Linked DNA regions of Homo sapiens: all the other regions are linked to region 3. A link is a contact called in ENCODE Hi-C or POLR2A ChIA-PET data. All regions are on one chromosome and are shown on one strand. The core of a region is the stretch at or near the end of the contact, and the rest is flanking DNA. Distances in the headings are between cores, read along the strand shown.

Region 1 (2,700 bases), core at 128-2,627, 230 kb before region 3:
AACTGTTCATTGTCCATAGCTTGCTAAATTTTGAGTTGCCAAGACTCTTGTGAAAATTCTGTTTCCCATTGCAGTGGCATAGTGTAAGTTATTTTTTAAGGAAATAGGTTAATTTGTTTATGTGATGAACACATGTGCAGGTGAGACTTTGCCCAGATTGGAGACTTTGACTTTGAGTCACTCCACTTTATTTATATAGTATCCCAGGAAGGTTAGCCAAATATGTGTAGAAGCTGCCAGTATTAATGATTGTTAGAAGACCAGCTTAGTGCATACAGTGTTTACAGCGCACCTGGCATGCTTCTATGCTTGTATATACCTTAGTTCATTTAATCTTCCTCATACAATTGAATTATGCGATATCATTATTCTCAATTTACACTTGAGAAAACTAAGGCATACAGAGATGATTTTTCAACAGTGCTTCAGTAAGTTAACAGTTAAGTTGAAAAGACTTTTTTTTAATTAAAAGGGAATATTGAATAAGCTAAGAAAAAATGAAGGTAATTAATAACTTGAAGATTAGATGTGCAGTATTAAATAAAACACTGGAGAAAAGGATCGAACTTTTCAATGATGTTTCTAAAAATCCATGCCTAGCCTTGCCACTAAAGGAATTCCAAGATGTTTATCCCTGTGAACAGAAAAACAATCAGCACAACTCTGTGGAAAGGCAATAGGCAAAAGAGAAATCACTTTCTAACCAGCAAAAGCTTTTACAGAAGTCTTCAGATTCTGTATTTTTAAAAGTAATGAGAATTAACTTTTCAGAAGCCTGGAAATAGAACTCAACACACCTGTTTGAGAAGATAAGCGACGAGAGGCACCTTAGCTTAGCCTGCGAGGTTAAAAGTTAAGACTCCAGTCTGTATTCTCAAACCAGCTTAGTCTCTTAAAGTTGTTAAGAAGCAAATGAGATTAAAGCATATAAACAAATGCCTGGCGAGTAGAAAGAGCTCAGTGCTTGCTTGTGTAGCTATTAGTTTCTACATGCAAAGGGCTGGGGAAACAGGATTATGTGAATGAGAAAGGGTCCAGGAAACACCCTTCTGTGGTCCTCTAGGTTTTTTCTGAGAGCCTGGCAGATAGTAGGCATTTATTATAGTGACAAATCATCTTTAAGAAATCAACTTGGTAAACATTGGGGGGAAGTGCAGCCTTAAGTTGTGCATGTGCTAGTATGTTTTGAAGTTTCTGGTTTTTCTTTTCTAGGTTCTTATAGAGACTGCTAAGAAGCTAGGACTCCGGTGCCACTCAAAGGGGACAATGGTCACAATCGAGGGACCTCGTTTTAGCTCCCGGGCAGAAAGCTTCATGTTCCGCACCTGGGGGGCGGATGTTATCAACATGACCACAGTTCCAGAGGTGGTTCTTGCTAAGGAGGCTGGAATTTGTTACGCAAGTATCGCCATGGCGACAGATTATGACTGCTGGAAGGAGCACGAGGAAGCAGTAGGTGGAATTCTTTTCTAAGCACATATAGCATGGGTTTCTGGGTGCCAATAGGGTGTCTTAACTGTTTGTTTCTATTACGTTAGTTTCAGAAAGTGCCTTTCTACAAGGTTTTGAAGTTGTTAATATTTTCTGTAGTTCCATTGGAAGGTAAGAACAAAGATCAAAGGAAAGAAAGAGACACTTTTACCCAAGGATCAGTAGTGAAAATAGTACATTGTAGGCAGGTAGATGTGTTGAGAATCATACTAAGACTTGGGCCTTATTTTCAGGATAAAGGTGTATTTTGATTGCCAATTTCTGCTGCTATGCTACTGTTTTTTGTTTTCAAGAAGGAAAAAAATCTATTAACCCTTTCCTCATGAGAGGGCTGTATGTTCACATCCATCTATTTAACGTACCGTGGCTGGATACTCTGTTCAGCATAGAAATGTGACAACAAACAGAGAAGTCCTTAAGGAGCCGACATTCTGTCGGATGGAGATAGAAGTTAAGCAAACCAATATAAGAAAGCTAACGGTTATAAAGAAATAGAATGGTGAGGTACAAGGGTACACTAGGTCAACTGAATAGAGTTGACCAGACCAAATATTTGAAGTATGAGAAGCCTTCCTGTTTTAAGTGTGATGGGCAAGAAGGGCATGATTGAGTAGAGTGGAAAGGAGGGAGACTGGGGAGAAGGGAGAGAGAGGAGGGATGCAATACAGTAGGGCCAGGCCATACAGACCATGGTAAGGGTTTCAGATGGAAGGACAGTGAGGGGTTCAGGCAGGGAAGGCAGCAGGATCCAGCTGGAATTTGAGGACACTGGAACAATGAGGTCAGCTTCCAAAACAAAACAAAACAAAACTTTAAACATCTGTGTAAGTACAGGGTGGAATATAATGAATTCCAGGTACCCATCACTTAGGTTCCACAATTAGCCATGGCCAATCTTGTGTGATAGGTATGTCCCTACCTATTTCTCCCCTGCCCTCATTGTGAAGTAAATATTTTCCTAAAAGGTCTTTTTAAAATTAAGTTATAACCATGCCATCATTGTACAAAAATAATGATATTAATTTCTTAATATAATCAAATATTCAGACTATTCCTTTTTCCTTCAGTCTCATAATTTTTAACAATTTGATCAAATCAGAATCCCTTACAATCCATATGTTGTATTTTAATGATTACCTCTTGTCTCTTTTAATCTAATTTTCACCTCTTTCTCTTTTTATTCCTTGTGTTACTTGAATAAACTAGATC
Region 2 (2,700 bases), core at 179-2,678, 160 kb after region 3:
TTTGATGTGATAGTTAACCACATCAGTTAGTGAAGTGAGTGAGGGGAGGGGTAGTTTGATGAGCTAGCTCCCGCAAGGAGACAAGGTATCCCCCCACATTAACCTCATGCTTTGTGTCCCAAATCAGGACAACTTTGACTCATTTCAGTCTTTATTCCTAGGCAGAAGCAAGTCTTAGTCCATGCCAGTTTATCCCTTGATCTGAAAATAGTCTCTGGCTGTCAGACACAACTATGTCTGAAATTAAGATTAAGCCCTATGAGTCTTCAGTGAACAAAATGGAAATAAATGCTGAAAATCCCCCTACCTATCTTGAAAGCATACCCTGGAGTGAGAGGTTGTTTTCTCAATTAAAATTTATCTTTTCAGGTGTTTTGTAGAAGTCTAAAGACTCAGTCAGTGGGCATGAGTCATCTGGCTGTGGTAAGATTAGAAATTCCTAACACATGATATAGGAGGCCAGTGCTCCAGGAGGCAGAGAAAATGAAGGAAAACAGCTTTCTACAGCTCTTACCCCCACAACCCCCATCTCTCTGTAACTTAATTTTTCTTCTCAAGTTTCGAACAAGTACAGATAGAACAACTTGTTTTCTAATCTTTTTCTCTTTTTCTCATTCCTCTTCTTTCTTTATTCTTCTTTTCCCCCCTCTTTTTGTTTCCTTTTCCTGACTCTTGAAAACCATGGCAAGTGCTTATTATTTCAGTTGAATATGTTAAAAATTGTTATCAAGAAGTTGATTTTTTGTGTATAAAAATGGTGAACTAAGATACTGTTAAAAGAGTGGAATAAATGAAGAGGAGAGACAGAAGAACCAAAGATGGGAAAAGGACTGGAAAAGAAAAAGAGACTAAAAGGAAGGTAAGGGGCGAGGAGGAAATGGGCCTCTGAGCCTGTAGAGACCAATGGGGACTACGGAAGTCTGAGTTTATTTAAAAGACTAACTGGGGAACATACTTTGCTAAGTTGTGCTTTTTCACTAGCTAATATCATAACTAAAAAACCAAAGGTATTGCAGCTTCTATTTCAGGAAATCGCAATCCAACTATTCAATTTTTTTTTCAGCTGTTTTGATGTTAAAAGATAGGCCAGAGCACAGGTTTTGTGCATTTGAAATTGCTAAGTAGCTGGCCCCACGGGTTATTCACTCACAGTGCTCTTCAGGTGACTGGTCAGTGTTGGTGAGGATAATGTTTCCATTGCTCCTTCAGTCTCTTTGGCCTGCTTTCCTGAAGGAGAGTAATACAAATCCTAATTAAAATGAAAATGAGAAGTTACTAAAATGCCCTTTCCTTTACAGAACTCTATTTCATTTACAGAGGTCGGATGTTCGTGTTTAACTACCAAATCCCTCTATCTCACTTAGAGCTCAGGAGTCAAATAATCTAGACAAATAAGTCAATGTAGTTCCTAAAAGTGCCGAAGTACTTTTCTGCCATAATTTTTTTTTTTTTTTTTTTTTTACTTTGAGGACATCTAGCGGCGGTTTAGTGGCTGTGTTCTTCAAAGGCAAACTGGAAGAAACTTCAGGACATAGTAGCAATGGCAGAACCTATTTTTCTGAACACCTTCACACTTACAGTGATTTATCTTAAGCCTGAAGACAAAACTGCTGTGGTCCTGGAGGATAAACAGGCTCATTCCAGAATCTGCAGCTAAATCCTCACTTCCTTCTTTCACTGTTATCAGACAAAATTCCCTTGGCCTAATTGTTTTATGGGTAGTTTTTAATGAGCTCGTTGTTTATTGACACAAATAGATCTCCTTTTAAAGACTACAGAATGGCCACAATCATGTCATTTCATCAACTAATTAACAGATATTGATAGCCTGCTTTGGGTGGATATTTTGAGGGTCATACTAAGATAAGACAAAGGTTTACGTGAAAGGGAACTTTTGACCTCTTTATTCTGTTTGGGCTTGAATTTTATTGGGTAGCATCTTCATCGGTGGAAAGAGGGCAGGTCTTTTTCAAATGCTGGTGGTGAAAGACTTCAGTTCTGTCCTCAGAGACGAGGGCCTAATAATCTGAGTTTTCCTTTCCTCATTTGTAAATGAAGGTGATTATACTTAGTTCATAAGGTGGTTGTGATGATGATATGAAACCTGAAGACAACTCACATAGTGTCTAGTATCTGGAAGACACTAAAAAATTTTTAAAACCCCTTGTCTACTCCCCTCACTTCACCCCATGCCTTCGACATGGCCCTTGCTGTAGTGGTCTTCTGGGCAAAAGTGTTCACTGCCTCACCCAGAGCCCTGCAAATGCCACTCTGATCCATCTTCATCTGAGTCTTTGGAGCAAACCACATCTCACAGCTTTGTAATTCTGATCTACTGACTTGCCCTGGATCTTTCATACAAACCTGTTCTATAAGATCAAGGTAAATCACACAAAATAACTTGTTAGGCAGAGTTTCTGATAGTTATGATAAGCAGCATCAAAACTGGCTATTTTAGCAGTAAATTCCCTGATAATCATGGGTTCAAGAAGTGACATGTTCAGCTTGTTGACATGGGAGCTGTTGATATCTATATTTTTCATTTAATGTAAATTTAGACAAGGTGATTTCTAAGATCCTCACTGCATGTAACAAAGTTCAAACATTTTAATTCAGTCTCAAAGAGCCACTCTAGTCTACTCACTTCTTTAGATTTATCTTAGGTCACTGTTGCCTTGCTCATTATATTCCTACCCATTC
Region 3 (2,700 bases), core at 117-2,616:
TCTGAAAGGTTTTTAAAATAACTGATTTCCCTTCAAAATCTTCTTCATTAGGAGTAAAATATACATCTTCTCACTCTGTAAATCAGCTCTGAGATCTTCTATAATCTTAGCTGAGGTTTGGGTATGCAGAGTTTTGAAACTCTTATTTGCTTAAGAGAGGAGCCATGTATGATCTTCTTTTGGGTTTCCCCATTGTCTGGTAAAATGAGGAGCATTACTAAACGGCACTCACTTTTACTGAGTTTGTTTGGATCCCACAGAGAACTGAAAAAGTCACCATTATGGAAGCCTTATCAGAGAGATGGGGACAAGTCGCCCCAAAGCAGTTGTCAATATCTGGAAGATATTTTTCTAGTTGGCCTTATATTTCATTTCTATTTTCCTCAGTTCTAATTCAGTTTATCACAATTAAAAAGAAACCAATGAAAAACATAAATATTGGAGATCATTTGATTTCATTGGAGGCTGGAAAGGATAGAAAGGCTGAAAAGTGGCCGGGTGCAGTGGCTCACGCCTGTAATCCCAGCACTTTGGGAAGCCGAGGCGGGAGGATCACCTGAGGTCAGGAGTTCGAGACCAGCCTGGCCAACATGGTGAAAACCCATCTCTACTAAAAATAAATACAAAAATTAGTTGGGCGTGGTGGCACGTGCCTGTAGTTCCGGCTACTCGGGAGGCTGAGGCAGGAGACTTGCTTGAATGCAGGAAGTGGAGGTTACAGTAAGCCGAGACTGTGCCTCTGTACTCCAGCTTGGGTGACAGAGCAAGACAGAGTGTGACAGAGCAAAACACCATCTAAAAAAAAAAAAAAAAGGGAAAGAAAAAAAAGAAAAGCTGAAGGGTGTGCTGGGTCCTGTCCTGGGTGAGGGAACAACTTGTGGAAAAGTGAATTGAGGCTTATCGGAATGTTTGGGGCTCCTCAATAATGTTGGCACTCTGAGATACAGACCAAAAGTGAGGTAAAAAGCGAGTGTTTCCTTTTTTTCAGAATAGGACTTTACTCCAGATTTTCTTACTCTTCTCTTGATTCCTTCACCATCCTTGATCGACATTCACCTCAGATGCCCATGTCCCTTCTCCACCGGCATAGCTTGTTTTCTTCTTAATCTTCTTGTGTTCATCTAGCCTCACATTGCATTTGTCACACTTCGTTGAAAACCTACTGTTTGTCAAAGTGTCTTTCTAGTAATCCAGATATCTCTTCCCCCATGCCTTTGGTGTGGTTTCGGTAGAGTCATACAGAGCAGCAATGCCTTATGAAAACGAATTTTACAGAATCTGCCTGTTCATCAAAGGAGGCCAGACAGGAGGTGAGAAAAACCAGGTGTGTCCCACACCAGTCTCAATGAAGCCTTTTGGGGTGTCTTGTGCTCTTGACTAAATCTCAGATGGTACTGAATGAATAATCACCAAAGGCGTGAGCTGTTAAGGAATCCCAGTTTGGCTGGCTCTGTGCAGTCAGATGTAGCCAGCCCTGTTTATGTGTGAAAGGATTGGGTTTTCCCCAAGCTGTTTGGTAATGTTGCAAGAACAGACTTTCCCCTCCCTGGCTCCCTGGAGTAAAATGGCTGCCAAAGTATTTTGGAACAGAAACTTAGAAATGTACCGACCACTAGAAGAGAGTAACAAGGGTCCTTTGATATTTTCCGTGTTCACTATGATCAAGCTGGCATCGTTTCCTTCTGAGCTAAAGATTCTGAGCTATCATTGGCTGATGTGAGCTTGTGACCTAGCTACTTCTGTTCACAATACACTGTGGAGGGGCAGCGGGGGCAGCCCTATTTGGGTTGAGAGTCTTTAAGGAGAGCTTTACAGATGAGTTCTAGTGAAGCCCATCAGGGAGAAGAAAATCAAACACAATGGGAAATGTTTAACAATTAAAACCAGGCTTTGCCTGTGTGGTCCTGTGTTTTACCACATCACTCTATGGAAATGGGCTGTTGGAAGGAAGACTGTATTTCTGACAGTTTGCAGAGCCAAAAACCTGTTGAAGGCTTTTTGTAAGGTAGTGGAGAAAATGGCAAAACCTTTAAAACTTAAGGGAAATTACTTGATAGTTCTGATGACCACAGGCCACCAGACTGCTGGGTCATGGAATTATAGCTACATGACAAAGAAAATAGGAGGGTGGGCTGAGCCAGACTCAGAAACTATTCCAAAAGTACTATGACTTTTTAGGAAGCTAGTTCTTTTTATTTGAAATATTTTGTGTTTTTTTGCATGAGAATTAGCCTATGCTTCTTAAAAATATCATAAAATGTCAGCTAGTAGAAAAATAAAGAGTTTAATCTCCACTCCGACTACCTAGAGTCAACCCTTGTTCATACTGCAGTACATTTTTTTCTTTTAGTTCTGTTCTATGCTTTAAATAAAAATACAATTAGGTCCATATGGCAATATAATTTTGACTCCTTTTAAAACTGTAGCTTATATCATAAGTCTATTTGATGTTGTTTTGAAGTTGTCATGTACATTTTGTCATACAAGTTTTTAATGACTGTTTTTATGGGGTTGTGCCCCAAGTTACTTATTCATTCCCATGTTATCAGATATTTTGTTCTTTAGCTTTTTTTTTTTTTTTTTTTACATTATAACTAATGAGGCAATGTGTCTTGAGTATTTTGAATTAACTCTCTAGAATCGATTCTTGGGGAGGTTATTTACTTTGAAGTGATGGACAGAGTGTAGGAGATTTATGAG
Region 4 (2,700 bases), core at 192-2,691, 250 kb before region 3:
AGTAAATGAGACTTAGAGAAATGTAGAAGCATGACTATGCATCACTGGGCCTTTGCTTAGTTTTTATTCATCAGCCATGGAGAAGAAAGGCATGACTCTTTCCTGCCTCCCACACCCACCGGACTTGTAAAGCTCGACTTCGATGATGCATTATAAAGTGGTGCACAGGATTGGTTTTTAATGAGATTTTTGCCATTGGAGCAAAGCAAGACTGTTTCCCTGCCAGCTGCTTTATTCAAGTCATGAGGCATTTTGTTGTCTCCTCCTGTACTTGTGGTACATGGGCCCTCCATTTTCTAGCCCAGTTCTTGTTAGATACCTTTGCACATTCATTTGTATGTATGGCAGAACTGATGATATGGCCTTTCTTTCACCCCCAACTACTAACTGTCCATGCCATTAAAGATACATGGACAGGGGATTCCAGCAATTTCTACAGTTGCTCTTCTTTCTCTTTACCATTAATCCTGATGATTGTAGGAAATCAGTACACCATATTTATTATGCAAATCTAAGAAAAACAACTAGATCTATAAACTATTTGAAAAGATGCCCACATTGTATTTTTTTGTTGTTTTTTTAGATAGGATCTTTCTCTGTTGCCCGGGGTAGAGTGCAGTGGCCTGATCGCAGCTCACTGTAGCCTCTACCTCCTGGGCTTAAGCAATCCTCAGCCCGTCTAGTAGCTAGGATTACAGGAATCTGCCACTGTGCTTGGTAATTTTTTTTTTTTAAGGAGATGGGGTCTCACTATGTTGCCCAGGCTGGTTTCAAACTCCTGGCCTCAAGCAGTCTTCCTGCTTTGGCCTCCCCAAAGTGCTGGGATTATAGGCATGAGCCACTGCACCCAGCTACATATTTTTTAGAAAAGGATCAGATGAGTAGGACTTGCTCAACTGCTATCACTGTCAGAAATATCTCAAGGTGAAACTTGCAAACATATCAGTAAGGAGAAGGATGAGATTTCTTTTTTAATAGTCTTCTTTATCAGGAATGTTTTGCAGATATTGATTTTTTTTTTTTTTACAATGAGAAAAATATGACCAAAAACTGAATATTAAAGGAAGCAGAGTGTGATTCCCGGTGCTAAACAGTTTCTATAAAATGTGGCTAATAACATATTGGCCTGTTGTGCCTAAGGCCTGTGTTTGGGTTATGCCTTCTCAAAGAATGCAGTGGAAGAATCTCAGCTTAGAAGTGAGGACATCCAGAATTCTTTCCTGGCTGTGCCGTGAAATTCCTTTGTCACTTAGTGTCCTCATCTGCTAAATGAGGGTGTTGAATTGATTCCTAAAAGTTCTGGTATCCTCCCCTCTTCAGATTATTTCTTCAACTTATTTTCTTGGTAGAACTGGGAGAGGTTCGACTTTGCTTTTGTCACGCATTCTTACTCATCAGGAAAGTCCCGCTATAAACACAGTGCTGAGGGATCAGTTATGTCAGTCTGTTTCCTTCTCCCAGAGACCAGCCCTGCCTTGGGCTTCCCCTAGAACTTTATGTCATAGCATAAAGGCCCGTGTCTGGGCCCTGAGGTTGGGAGTATGCTCTGATGTCAAGTATTTGATCATTCTCTTTCTGCCTCTTGATGACTAGAAAGCGTTTTATGGTAAAGAGTTACGCAAGAAGCCTTTGTTTAGCTCTTTCTCTCATTGCTAAAAATAGTAAGCTGTTTTTAACCCTTACTGTTCTTACTTCTTCTTACTCATTTCCCTCACTCTTTAGCTGAGAATGTCACCTCCACCTTTATAGAGAAGACAGAAACTTAAGCATAAACTCTTCACCTTCCTTCACCTTCCCTTTCCCCAGTTACTTGCGTCCCTGTTCTTTGTCATCCTCTTGTCTGTAGCTGTCCTTGAAGTGGTGTCCACTATTCCCCTGGATGAGGTTCATTCTTACGTTCTGTTCCATAACCTAGTTGTGTTATTAACTTCCCATCATACATCCTTTTATTAAAAATCCTACACTACCAGTTTTTGAGTTCCTATTAGGTGTCACAATCAGTTAATCCCACTTACGGCATACAGCAGTCATTATTCCAGTTTATACTTGAAGAAACTTAGGCCCTTACTATGTTTCTGGCACTGCTTATTATCACAGCTCTAGAAGACATCTTCTATCTACCTTATCCTTCCCTTTTACAAAAGGTGAGAAAACTGAGGCCCAAAGAGGTTGTTGTCACCACCTATGTAGAGTGAGGATTTTTATTTTTGTGCTATTGTTTAGCATGATCTCATGAAATATAATAGAAAATAAGGGGAAACTATGGTACCTGTTTATTGAGCAGCCTTCCTTGACTGGGATATAAACATCCATTGGTTTTCCTCCTTTTTCATGCCACCACAAGCACTCAGGGGCACTCTTGATACCAGAACAGTGGGAGGATCTTAGTGATATTGGTCCAAATTCATAAGTTTTCACTTCTCTTTTTTTTGAGACAAGATCTCACTCTCGCCCAAGCTGGAGTACAGTGGCGCCACAGCTCACTGCAGCCTTTACCTCCCAGGCTCAGGTGATCTTGCCACCTCAGCCCCCCAAGTAGCTGGGACTACAAGGGTGTGACACCATACCCAGCTAATTTTTTGTATGTTTTTGTAGAGACAGGGTTTCACTATGTTGCCTGGGCTGATCTTGAACATCTAAACTCAAGGGTTCCACCCACCTTGGCCTCCTAAAGTGCTGGGATTACATGTGTGAGCCTCA

What was found. Hi-C counts contacts between places; a loop is a spot of excess contacts on that map. ChIA-PET counts read pairs that join two places held with the same protein, here RNA polymerase II (POLR2A). Pooled maps may share reads with other maps.
Region 1: a pooled map shows a loop between it and region 3 (2.5-fold over the local background). The contact joins two enhancer-like sites. A Hi-C loop is called at or near these places in 2 of 50 pooled maps. POLR2A ChIA-PET finds 5 or more read pairs at or near these places in 2 of 52 experiments (PC-9 and activated CD4-positive, alpha-beta T cell).
Region 2: a pooled map shows a loop between it and region 3 (10-fold over the local background). The contact joins two enhancer-like sites. A Hi-C loop is called at or near these places in 1 of 168 maps with a recorded cell type or tissue (PC-9) and 12 of 50 pooled maps. POLR2A ChIA-PET finds 5 or more read pairs at or near these places in 7 of 52 experiments (AG04450, HEK293, OCI-LY7 and 4 more).
Region 4: a pooled map shows a loop between it and region 3 (11-fold over the local background). The contact joins two enhancer-like sites. A Hi-C loop is called at or near these places in 1 of 168 maps with a recorded cell type or tissue (naive thymus-derived CD4-positive, alpha-beta T cell), 1 of 37 single-sample maps with no recorded cell type and 9 of 50 pooled maps. POLR2A ChIA-PET finds 5 or more read pairs at or near these places in 2 of 52 experiments (both activated CD4-positive, alpha-beta T cell).

What each region holds. Positions count from the first base shown.
Region 1 is chr9:21,853,419-21,856,118 of GRCh38, forward strand. It overlaps MTAP (methylthioadenosine phosphorylase), which reads left to right. Exons shown (of 8, transcript NM_002451.4): 6 at 1,213-1,452. Among named protein-coding and RNA genes, the nearest start is that of MTAP, 52 kb to the left of the region's middle. Within about 2 kb of position 1,378, at least 4 of the 41 ENCODE cell types and tissues checked have a DNase peak (open chromatin) inside an H3K27ac peak, as active enhancers do.
Region 2 is chr9:22,237,688-22,240,387 of GRCh38, forward strand. No RefSeq gene overlaps it. Among named protein-coding and RNA genes, the nearest start is that of DMRTA1, 210 kb to the right of the region's middle. Within about 2 kb of position 1,429, at least 6 of the 41 ENCODE cell types and tissues checked have a DNase peak (open chromatin) inside an H3K27ac peak, as active enhancers do.
Region 3 is chr9:22,078,710-22,081,409 of GRCh38, forward strand. The region is part of intron 12 of CDKN2B-AS1 (CDKN2B and CDKN2A antisense cis and trans regulatory RNA 1); the gene reads left to right. Among named protein-coding and RNA genes, the nearest start is that of CDKN2B, 71 kb to the left of the region's middle. Within about 2 kb of position 1,367, at least 3 of the 41 ENCODE cell types and tissues checked have a DNase peak (open chromatin) inside an H3K27ac peak, as active enhancers do.
Region 4 is chr9:21,830,775-21,833,474 of GRCh38, forward strand. All of the region lies in intron 4 of MTAP (methylthioadenosine phosphorylase), which reads left to right. Among named protein-coding and RNA genes, the nearest start is that of MTAP, 29 kb to the left of the region's middle. RefSeq lists enhancers at 1,158-1,467, 1,335-2,534. Within about 2 kb of position 1,442, at least 8 of the 41 ENCODE cell types and tissues checked have a DNase peak (open chromatin) inside an H3K27ac peak, as active enhancers do.